2 separate regions of the Mus musculus genome follow, and region 2 is linked to region 1. The links are chromatin contacts, found by POLR2A ChIA-PET in ENCODE. All regions are on one chromosome and are shown on one strand. The core of a region is the stretch at or near the end of the contact, and the rest is flanking DNA. Distances in the headings are between cores, read along the strand shown.

The links. ChIA-PET counts read pairs that join two places held with the same protein, here RNA polymerase II (POLR2A).
Region 2: POLR2A ChIA-PET joins it to region 1 with 22 read pairs in embryonic stem cell. The contact joins the promoter of Mta2 here to the promoter of Snhg1 in region 1. POLR2A ChIA-PET finds 5 or more read pairs at or near these places in 4 of 5 experiments (Patski and embryonic stem cell).

What each region holds. Positions count from the first base shown.
Region 1 is chr19:8,721,393-8,727,156 of GRCm38, reverse strand. Snhg1 (small nucleolar RNA host gene 1) reads right to left here and starts at 3,670. Exons shown (of 10, transcript NR_002896.3): 1 at 3,651-3,670; 2 at 2,968-3,016; 3 at 2,674-2,754; 4 at 2,436-2,485; 5 at 2,111-2,143; 6 at 1,901-1,935; 7 at 1,634-1,672; 8 at 1,331-1,375; 9 at 1,055-1,090; 10 at 831-918. LOC115489078 (a small nucleolar RNA gene) reads right to left here and starts at 3,164; the gene lies at 3,093-3,164. It overlaps LOC115489084 (a small nucleolar RNA gene), which reads right to left and starts at 2,906; the gene lies at 2,832-2,906. LOC115489083 (a small nucleolar RNA gene) reads right to left here and starts at 2,625; the gene lies at 2,556-2,625. It also overlaps Snord22, LOC115489082, LOC115489081, LOC115489086, LOC115489087 and a transcript of Slc3a2 not described here.
Region 2 is chr19:8,938,698-8,944,461 of GRCm38, reverse strand. It overlaps Mta2 (metastasis-associated gene family, member 2), which reads right to left and starts at 2,542. Exons shown (of 18, transcript NM_011842.3): 1 at 2,080-2,542; 2 at 930-997; 3 at 356-449. The coding sequence starts at 2,107. Eml3 (echinoderm microtubule associated protein like 3) reads right to left here. Exons shown (of 22, transcript NM_144872.1): 17 at 5,346-5,434; 18 at 5,177-5,274; 19 at 4,958-5,045; 20 at 3,785-3,883; 21 at 3,429-3,559; 22 at 2,880-3,332. The coding sequence ends at 3,129. Gm10353 (predicted gene 10353) reads left to right here and starts at 2,072. Exons shown (of 4, transcript NR_165499.1): 1 at 2,072-3,810.

The DNA of each region.
Region 1 (5,764 bases), core at 2,421-4,920:
CAAATCATCCCATCCGACATAATTCTGCTTTGGCTTCCCAGCACCCACAACCCAACCATAGAACTTCACTTCTAGAGGATCCAGCACTGTGGTATCAGCCATTTTTTTAGGCAGACCTGTATATATATATATATACAGGCAAAAACCCTAACTTGCCACCTTGATCATCTCACTACCAGTCCCCCTCTCCACATGCTCATGGTCAGCCTCCTCTACTTCTACTCCCTGTCTTACCGTACACCAGCTCAACTCCCTTCCCTATGGCTTAAACTACACTAATAGACTGGGCTTCATCTCCTTTCATACTTTTCCTAGCCAAAATGGAGACACTGTCAGATGGTCTGCAGTAATGCCAGCAAAGGCATATTAAATAGCATATACACACACACACACAGGAAACCATTTAACAGGCCATGGTCAGCTTCAAAGTTACTCTTGGCAAGAAATGGGGGTTTCTTGGTAATTGCAGGATGAGTTTCACAGAAACTTTTGTTATATAAAAGGAACCCTTAGTAAGTCAATTTCTGCATATCACAGTATAATTGACCTAGGGAATTCTTAGCCAGATTTCCTGCCTTGCTGATACAAAGCTCAGGTGCCATTACTCCAGACTCAATAGTCCTGCTAAAGAAATCACCAAGTAGAGGGTTTTTACCTTAGTGAAACCAAGACTTTTTAGGATCCACCCAAATCAAATAAGCCATCACAATAAATAGCATAAAGAGCATTTATTGCTAGAACAAACACAGAGTACAAGTTAACAGTGGAAGAACCAGGTATCAGCTCCTACAGTTAACAATGTGGTAAGCAAGGAAGGTAAATTTGCAATTGCAAAGAATTATTTCATCATTTATTTTAAAGTGATCTCTTATGGTGAAACACTGGCCTGGACAAACAGATCTTTCATGATTTCTGTTCCTGCAAGATAAAAATTTGAATTAGGAGTAGAAAGCAAAATCATCCTACATTCACTATCAGAAGAGACTATAGGCTGTCTAGGTAACCAGTTTCCCCCAACCCTGCGCCGCCCATTTTAATGATTTGAAGGGCTTACCTATCCTTCACACGCAGCTCATTCTTTTCCTCAGACCTGTAAAACAAGTAAATCACCTTTTGATTCCTCTTTAATCAAGTGAGAATTCTTCCCTTTCTACGCACAAAAATGATCCCTCAGACAGTTCCTTCTGGAACAAAGTTTCCTCTTTTCCCCCAGCCAGCCCCAGTGGGTTCACCTTTTCAGGCTCTGGAGCTAGGACAGGAAGTAGGACGTGTGAACATTTCTTCATGGGGAAATTATAGTTCAGCATACTTTTCATCTAAGTTTTCTCACCTTATTTTAGCCTGGACTTGAAAATGAAGATATGCTTCAACTTTCCTACAAAATAGCAAACAATTTGGGCCATTAATGCTTAAGCTTCTTTTACAAAAGCTTATGCTAGTATTAATACTATGCTAGTATTAGCATAAAAAATTTCCTACTTGATCCAAAATGAGCTCACAACTCAGAAAATACCTTTCTCCACAGCTATCAGACTGGGGCGGTATTCAGTTCATCAGGGTGAGCAGGAATTCACTAGGTCTAAGTATTATATATTCAACCTTATACTACAAAAAGCATTACTAAGACATATACCTGGTACGGCTCCTTTGTTCTCAGCCAGACACACCATCTCTGAAAAACAAGACAGTCATCAGCAATGTTAAAAATCCTGCAACAGCTTGTTCCTATCTAACCCATCATTCTGAGAAAAATCAGATTTCCAAGTCTCAACAGCAATCATCAGCCGAACGAGATTCTATGAAAGTCATCATATATACACAAAGTACGTTCTCAGTTAGGTCCCCCCACCCCAGTCCAATGCTATGCACATACACCACACCACACACTGGAATCACTCACCTGTAAACCCACAAGTATGGCACTGCTAACAGAACCTGGAGAAAAATAACAAACCTTGAAAAGGCTGGATATAAGGCCCTTGCCCCCACACTACCCTTTGGTTTCTCAGGTGTTCCTGTGTTTTCATTAGCAGTCATAGTGAGCTAGTTTGATTCATCATAGAAACAGCAAACCTAGTGAACAAACCCCATCCAAAATAATCTAACTAACCTTTGAATGCCTGAGATTTGTCACCAGGAAAACCTGTGGAAGAGTAACAAGTAGTTATTTTCAACCATCAGGACAGAATTACAATCTGTCTGTCAGCACTAACTGCCATCAGAACTCTAACATGCTATAAATTCACACCTTCACGGAGTGTTCAGTGTCATCATTTCAAATCATCTGACAGTTGAGTTTTTAAGAGAACAAAGGCCTTAACATAATGTGTCCTCTAGAAATACAAATAGTAAGCAGCAAAAAAGTGTTGTGCTGCTTCAATGTCTGTCTTGACTATTTTCCCTAGGGAAACCCTAAGCTCTACTTGGACAATTACCTGCACTCATCCTGGGAGGTAGCTCGAACTCTTCATGTTGTCACAGCACCCTGGAAACAGAGAAACAATGTCATTTTTAAATGTAATCACAGCCACCTCAGCACCTTCTTTCTTCAGCCCATTTCAGTAGTAAGATGACATCATTGCAACTCAGCCATATGCTTGTCATTTACATTGTTCATCATTAAGTGGCCATCTAAATATGTTCCCTAAGGAAGCACCAACCATCAATACCTACCTGACTACAAGCAAAACGTGTTATTTGTAAAATTGAACAGGCCTGGCTCCAAAGTGTAAAGGGCTTTGAGATGAACCACATCTAGAACAGAAAAAAAAAACCCCAAACTTCAATAAAAGACTTTATGCCAAACAATCCAAATACCTGCCACAGATTGTGCTACTCAGAGAATTTTTGTTTTCTCCACTAAACCATCAGAAAGAGAGAGTTCAGTTTTCATATCATCCCCGTAGCACACACACAACTTATACTCAACAACCAAAAAAATCTGGTAAAACCATTAACACTACTTACTCTGAAAAGAGAGCGTACACCCATCCTTTTGTAAGGTGGCACCTCAAACCTGTAGAGAAGTTAGCATCGGGTTACTTCTACACCAAGAAATCTCTAAAGGATGAGAAGGCTGTGATGTAGGGCCAGCCTCCTCAGAGTTACTTATCCTCACAGATATATCAGTACAGGTCTGTGAAAAGGTCCTCATCATAGGGGGTGGCCTTGCACTGCCGCCACCATTTTGTCCTTCACAAAATCCTGTCATCTTTAGGTCTTGAATGCCCTAACATGGTCTCCCCGCTAAGACTACGGAACAGATTACCAAAGTCCACATTTATTAACGCTGCCCACGAGGGTCTTTTAAATCACCAGAAATAAACATTACGTAAGAAAATACAGGCGGCGGTTCACAACAGTGACAGATAGGTGTTTGTGATAAAAGCCAGCCGCAGTTATAGGAAAGCTGATTAAGAGAAAGACAAGAGCCAGGCGTGGTGGCGCACGACTTTAATCGCAGCACTCGGGTGGCAGAGGCAGGCGGATTTTAGTTCGAGGCCACCCTGGTCTATAAAGTGAGTTTCAGCAGGACAGCCAGGACTATACAGAGAAACCCTGTCTCGAAAAACCAAAAAAAAAAAAAAAAAGAGAAAGACAAGAAAAAAACAAAGTGAAAACTACAGCACATAAAGACGTAGAGTACTTACCCCGAACAAGGAAAAATGAGGCCGACAAGAACAACGTGTGGCCTATAAATAGCATCTCGCAAAGGCCCACGGGATTTGGAGGTGGGACTAGGACTCACGCAGGCGCTAAGGTAAGCGGTGTGCGAGCCGGAGGAATTGTGGGTAGAGGAATCCGCCCAAAGGGGCGTGCGGAGAGCTCCGCCTCTGATTTTGCAGCGCGAAAAAGAGGCGCAGGCGCTTTAGGGGAGTGCGACGCTACGCCTTTGGCGCTGCGGCTAGGCGGTTCTTACTCACTGCGGGTAAAACGTCATCGCTGGAGATTTTGGTTCGCGACCCATACAGCTCGACTGTCTGGGTCACAACTACCAATATCCATACGTTGAGGCGATTTCTCACCCTCACTCACGCTAAGCCGCGTGTTGATCCATCTCTATGGATCCTGAACCTACTGAACACTCCACCGACGGTGTCTCGGTTCCCCGCCAGCCGCCCAGCGCGCAGACGGGGCTTGATGTCCAGGTTGTCAGCGCAGCGGGCGACTCAGGTACTGGGCCCTGGGCTGAGCTCGGTTGGATTTTCGCTTCCTTGCATGAAGCCTTTTAGGGAAACCCAGTCGGGACTAGAAGCCCTACGTCATTCTGGAGACCGATTTTTGTGTTTTGCTTCCTGGTCTATTTTCGCCATGTTCTTGGCCCGGATTGAATGAAGTAGGGCCAGCATTTAGATGTCATTTATGGAGCATGTTGCATGTTTTGTTTTTAGCAGTGCTATAGATTAAAGCTGCTGCTATGTGCATGTGTAGATAAGTGCTATACTACTGAGGCTGACAATTCTCCACACAACTGGGCTTACCGTTTAAAGCACCCAATATGAGTTAATATTCCACACTCCTAAAAGTTAGGGATAACCCTCATTTTATGCATGGGTGGTCTTAGATATAAAGAGCTCTGGGGGGAACAATCATTAGAATTTACCAGTTTTCTAAGTCGCAGCTATAGACTGGTTATTGAGAGTGTGCAGTAGCATTATAGTCATATGCATATAGCAAACATCTATATGCAGAAGCTTGCCTTTCGAACAATTATCATTACTCTCATACTAATTGCTCTTCTGCATGACCTCACTTAATAATCCAAGTTGGAAGGTGGTAAGGTACAGTTATGGGTGAGAAGCTCGGGTCCCAGAGAGGTTAAGTCATTTGCTGACTGTTACCCAGATAAACAGTATCAGATCCAAGGTATAAATCCAGGCAGCCTGATTTCAAAATCAGCACTTGCAGAAGACCCTGGTTCAATTCCCAGCTAGTAGCCATCTGCAGTTCCAGTTCCAAGGGATCCAGTACCCACTTCTGGCCTCCATGGGCACCTGACACACACGTGGTACATACACATCTAAAGTTTAATTAAGAAAAAATAATGCTGGGCATGTTGATTCATGCCTTTAGTCCCGCCCTAGGGATGCAGGCTCAGGAGGAGTTTGAGGAGCTCAGCGGCTCAGCATGTACCACATAATGAGTTCTTGTCAGCCAGGGCTACATAGTTGAAACCCTGTCTCAAAAAAGAAAAAAAAAGTATTTTAATTTTTGTCTTTTTTTTTTTGGCTTTTCGAGACAGGGTTTCTCTGTATAGCCCTGGCTGTCCTGGAACTCACTTTGTAGATCAGGCTGGCCTCGAACTCAGAAATCCGCCTGCCTCTGTCTCCCGAGTTCTGGGATTAAAGGCATACGCCACCACGCCCAGCTTTGTCTTTGTTTTTTGAGACAGGATTTTCCTGTGTAGTCCTAGCTGTCCTAGAACTTACTTTATAGACTAGTCTGGCCTCAAACTCACAGAGATCCACCTGCCTCTACCTCTTGAGTGCTGGGATTAAAGGTGTGCAACATCACAGCCCAGCTTTTTTTTTAGCGTGGATTCTGTAGTGTTTACAACTGGGGTTGAAGTGATGATTCAGCAGTTCAGATCAAATGGTGTTCTTGTAGAGGACCTAAGTTTAGTTCTTAGTACCCATGTTATGTGGCTTATAGCCACCTGAACCCCAGCTCCAGGCAATCTAACTCTTCTGGCCTTTTTGGGCACCTGTACACATGTGGCATATATTTGTGAATACACAAACATACACATAAATAAAAATTAAAA
Region 2 (5,764 bases), core at 1,293-3,792, 220 kb before region 1:
GACTTCTCAAAACAGTATCTTCCTCTTCACCTTGGCCATCACTCACTAACCACTGTCCCAAAGTACCCAAAATGTCCCCGAGTGCCTGCTTCTCTAAAGCTCTTTTCATTTCCTATCTAAATATCTCTCCACTCACACACATAAGCCTCATTTTGGCTTTCCTTATCATGGTCTGCCCGCCCTGCTTCCAACCCCAACGTGTAACAACAGGCCTCCCTCCGCAGACCAGGCACTTCCCACCCCCCCCCAAACTCACACCCTCCCTTGGGCATGCTGCCAGGGGAAACACCTGCAGGAACATGTCTAGTCCTCAGATCCTGGGGAAGGGAGATGGGTAAGGAATGAAGACACTCACGAGCATTACTGTCAGCCAAGCTGTTGAGGCTACTAGAAATATCCCTTCGCCGGAAAAGACAGACAACCTTTGCTTCCACATTTCCATTTGCAGTCTAAAGGAGGGAGAAAAACCGAGAAGGAAAATTGGCCATTTGAAAGTGGAGATGCATGCCGGGTGTGGTGGTGCACGCCTTTAATCCCAGTACTCGGGAGGCAGAGGCAGACGGATTTCTGAGTTCAAGGCCAGCCTGGTCTACAAAATGAGTTCCAGGACAGCCAGGGCTACACAGAGAAACCCTGTCTCAAAACAAAACAAAACAACAACAACAACAAAAGAAAGTGGAGGTGCTGGGGGGAGGTGGGGGAGTGGAAGTGCGCAGAGTCAAAAGCAATATCTCCTTAAGGGTCTAAGTAGAAGAGCTAGAAAAACTTAGCAGTAAAGACTTAATACTCAAAGATAATTTCAGAACCAATGAAAAGGGTCTCCATGAGTTTAAGATCAGCCTGGTCTACACAGCAAGTTCCAGGCAGCCAAGGTTACATAATAGAGAGACCCTGTATCATTAAAAAAAAAAAAAACCAACTCCACTCACCTTATTGAGCTCCTCAATCCGTCTAACCAGGTAAGGATTGCTGGAGGAGTTCTCAAAATAGACGTAATCTGTAGGAGGTGGGGAAGAAACAAGAGGATCAGAGGAGAGGGCACCCAGATGAAAAAGTCGCTCTGTGTGGACCAAAATGAGACAAAATTCTAGATAGAGATGAAGTGGAGATGAGCAAGAGGAGAGAGTTAAGAAAATAAGTACTAGTCATTAGCTGGACAGTGGTGGCATATGCGTTTAATCCCAGCAGTCTGGGAGACCAAAGCAGGCTCTTGGTTCAAAGCCAGCCAAGTCTACAGCTCAAGTTCCAGGACAGCCAGGGTTACACAGAGAAACCTTGTCTCAAAAGAAACAAGGGGGAAACCTGCCTCAAAAAGGAAATGGGGGGTGGGGGAAGAGAAGAGAGAAAAAAAGAAAAAAAAAAAAAAAAAAAAGGAAGGAAGGAAAAGAGATATTATGGAAATACTTTGCCAGGCAGTGGTGTCACACACCTTTAATTCCAGCAGTCAGGAGGCAGAGGCAGGCGGATCTCTGAGTTCGAGGACAGCCTGGTCTACAGTATGAGTCCCAGGACAGCCAAGACTACACAGAGAATAAACCTTGTCTAAAAAGAAACAAGGAAAAAAGAAGAAAAAGGAAATGAGTTTTTACCCCCTACCCCTGCAACACCCAGTTCTAAAGTCAGATCTTCACTCAAAAGTGAGACTTAAGAAACAAGAACAAGAATTTCCCTGGAGTCCATACAACTTTGCACTCAAGTTGCATCCTTGTATAGGAGAATTGAGTAAACTGTTCAGGCCCCACCTTCGCGAACGCACAAGCCGCCACAGAAAAGAAAACCCCTGCGCGCCTAGCCCCTAGCGCGGCTGGCCGGACGGTGGGTCACTCGGGCCCCTTCCAAAGCCAAGGCCACTTCCAGCCCGGCGATCCAGTCACAGGTCTCAAGAGCACCGTTACGGCTGCAGGTAAGCCTCTGCGGTAGACTCTGCGCCCGATAGCGTCGCCGCCGCGGAACCATGGCTCTTGATTCCGGTTCCGGTCGGTGCCGCGGCCCACACGACCCCAGATGTGGCTCCCCCGCGCCTGCGGACACCGAGTCTCCCTGATCCCGGCCTCAGCCTCTTCCGCTCAGGGTACTCACCTCCCACCCGGTACATGTTAGCCGCCATGGCCGTTCCCGCCGCCGCCTCCGGCCACACAAAGAGGTCCCGGAGGCTCGCGGGGGCAAAGCTCAGCTCCAGACGAAGCCCCCAGCGCGTGGCTGACGCTTCGCGGAAGTGTCGATGGGGCCCGAGCAGCCGGCACCTCTGCTCGCTCAGCCGCCGCGGCTCATCACTGCCCGCGCGACGACGACACTGCTATAGCCTCACGCCGGGACACCGAGGCCAGCTCCGGTCTACTCGGCTTCTTCCGGAACGAGCTCGATTCCTGCCTGACCGGAGTGAGGTTCCAGCTCCTAGCGTCCTCACCGAGTCCCAGCAGACGTCGTGCGGTGCCAACCGCTGGCAAGGTTTGCCCTGCCCGCGTCCGGGTTCGCCTCCTTCCGGAACACCTTCGGCCGATCCGGAGAACAAGGCCCAGCGCTCGGCTCAGGTCGGAGAGCAAGACCCCGCAGATCGGCCACTTCCGGAAGGAACTCGGCTCCTTTCGCTCAGCCGCGGCCTCGCGCTCGGTTATTTCCGTTGCAGCTCGACCCCGCCCCTGAGGGCGGTGAGGAGCCGGAATTAACTCTTTGCACTATGGGTCCTAGCAGCTCCCCGGCAGTGGCGTCGAAAGGCGCGCGCGCGCCCTCACTCTTCTTGAGGTTATTTGCAAGCCGCTTTGCCTGTTATTTGCATATTTGGTCTGAACTCCCTTTTCTCTTCCCGCCCTGCACTTTTTTCTTTCATCCTAACACAACTGGGCCCCTGAGGGGACCCGCCGCACAAAAGCACCAGGCAGTTACTTTTTTCTTTTTATTGCCCCTCACCGAGCAGAGGGTGTCGGAGCTGGGTTGCCTGGCTCAGCCAGCAAGTCTGTTGTTATTTTGTGTGCAGTGGGGTGGTTAGCCCCTCCAGAAAAATGCGCAATTGGGAATGTATGAAGTCAAAGAAAAAGCCAGCACAGGAAAAGACTGTCCTTGGTCCTAGGGGTTTTGGCCAGGGTGGGGCCAGACCACAGTACCAGAGGGACAAGACCATCCAGCATCAATCACACGTCCAGGGAGGAGGCAGGGGACAGAGAGGGCGTTCTAGATGGTGTGGCAGGAGCGGGCCCAGAGCTCCCTGCCCCCAGCACTCGCCACTGAAAGATGCTAGCATCCTTGCCACCTAAGGAGACAAGGTATGAGTCGTCGTGCGTGAACCGGACACTAGTCACATGGCTGCCATGGCCTGAGTACATACGACTTGGCGCCTAGATGAGAGAAAAAAAAAAAAAAAACAACTGGTTGCAGCAATGGCAGGGTACCAAACCTACCCACCTGGGCCCAATGGTCCCCTGAAGCCTCACCTTGGCTCGAGCACATGGGTACTGAAAGAGGTGTACTTTGCAGAAGTCGTCTGCCACAGCCACCACCCGTTCATTGTGGGAGCGGCAAAGGGAGTTGATGTCTGTCCCATCAGAGCCATCAGGCCACACACCTAACACAACAGGTGGCCTGAGTCAGGCTGCTACCACAACCTAGAGTTGCAGTGTTTCAGGTCTTCAGGTTGCCACTGCGCTCCAGACAATCCCAAGGGGCCTCCTAGCCTGGATTTGCCACTATGACCCCCACCCCGAGGTGGCACACGCCCAGGATTCTGAGGGCAGAATGGGTTCTTCCTTGTTTCCCCAGCCCTCCTAACGGATTCCAGATCCTGGCTCACCATAGACGTGGAAGCCCAGCACACAGGTATAGGTAGCCCACTCCCGGTCTCTGCTCTCATAGCGGTTCCTCAGCAGTTTGCAGCCTCCAGCCACATCCCCTAGGTGGAAATCGCCTACTCAGCCGTCATTCTTCCCTCACTTGACGACATGAACTGATCATAGGCATAGCGTCCACTATGAACCCCACTGTGTGCTTCCCAAGTTCTCACTGACTTGGCTTGGCTTTAAGTTAGGCCTGCATGATGGTGCAGATCCTTAATCCCAGTCCTAGTGGGGCAGACAGATCTCTGAGTTGGGGGCCACCCTGGTCTACAAACGCAGGTGACAGAGGGAACCCTGTCTCAGAAACAGAGAATGTAGCCTTAGACATGCCTAGAGCCTCTGGATAAAGCACTAACAGTTTCTCATCAGCTGCCCCTCCCCCACTTGCCCTAAGGAGCTATCCTAAAGCACTGTCTTCTTGGTGCAGCCGGCTTTTTCCTTTGTTTTGGTTTGTTTTGGTTTGGTTTTTTTTTTTTGGGGGGGGGGGTTGTTTTGGTTTGGTTTTTGGTTTTCCGAGACAGGGTTTCTCTGTATAGCCCTGGCTGTCCTGGAACTCACTTTGTAGACCAGGCTGGCCTTGAACTCAGAAATCCACCTGCCTCTGCCTCCCCAGTGCTGGAATTAAAGGTGTGCGCCACCACGCCTGGCCTTTCCTTTGTTTTGTATTTTGAGGCACAGTCTTCCTATGCAGCCTTGGCTGCCCTAGAACTCACTATGTAGACCAGGCTGGCCTTGAACTCATAAAGATCCAGCCACGTATCTCTGCCTCCCCAGTGCTGGGATTAATGGCATGCACCACAATGCCTGGTCCATTTTTCAACTCCCTTGAGTTCTTGTTGGAGAAGATAGAGTGTGAAACTGTAGCTTACCTACTTACCGGGTTATCCCTATGTCCAATTCCAACCTCCATTTCCCTCCACATCAGCCCCTCTGCTTGATGTTCCTCTACTACCATCAGCCCTCCTGACTAGAAACCTCCTGTCGGCACCCACATAATCTCTTAGGAGACATAATTAGGAGGATGACAAATGCAAAAACAGCATGGGCCACATAGAGAATTCTAAGCCAGCCTGATGCAAAAAAAAAAAAAAAAAAAAAAATTAAATGATCCCCATCTCCCTGCCACTCACAGTAAAGAATCTCATAATCCCCAGAATTGGACATGATGAAATTCCCATCCTTGGACCAGTCAAGGTGAGTGATAAAACTGGAGTGCCCCTGGGGAATAAGAGTCAAGAATTTGACAAGATGGCTACCATTTCCCATCCCCAGGCTAGCCCTTAATGCATCAAACCCCTGTTACTGTGCCCACAGTTAACAAATCCCACCTTCCACCCCAGCATCCTTACCATACATCTGCCAAAGCGGCTGGACTTAGTGCCACAACTGGAAACACTATAGATGTAGATCATGTTGTCATGGGAACCAATAGCCAGGTACAACCCATCTACAAAGAAACTTATTCAGATAAAGAAGAGCCAGAGCAGGACCCAGGTCCAGGGTGGGGGTGGCTCCCACCTGGGCTGTACCGGACAACTGAGAGCTGTTCATTGCCGTCAGTGACATCGGATACAATCTCTCTGGTCTCTGTGTCCAAAACCAACCACCTGAAAGGAAAAGGGAAGGAAGCAAGGAGGCAAGATGTGAGCCTACCCCCAGGGAGGCTCTGAGCAAAGAGTCAGCAAGAAGACAGAATATCAGGCTGTGGTGTCTGGAAGGAGGCTGGGGGATGGGATGAGGCTAAGGGCATAGAAGTGCTGAGGGGCTTCTGATGTCTCCTGAGAAAGAAGTCAGAAACTGCAGACCAGGCCAACCACAGAAACCTTGTGGAGTCAGTCAGCCTGGCACTTCCCTGTTCGCCCACCCACATCCACCCCTCCCAAGCCCACTGCTTCCCCATCCTGGGCTGCTACCAGACTGAAGAGTATACATGGGGA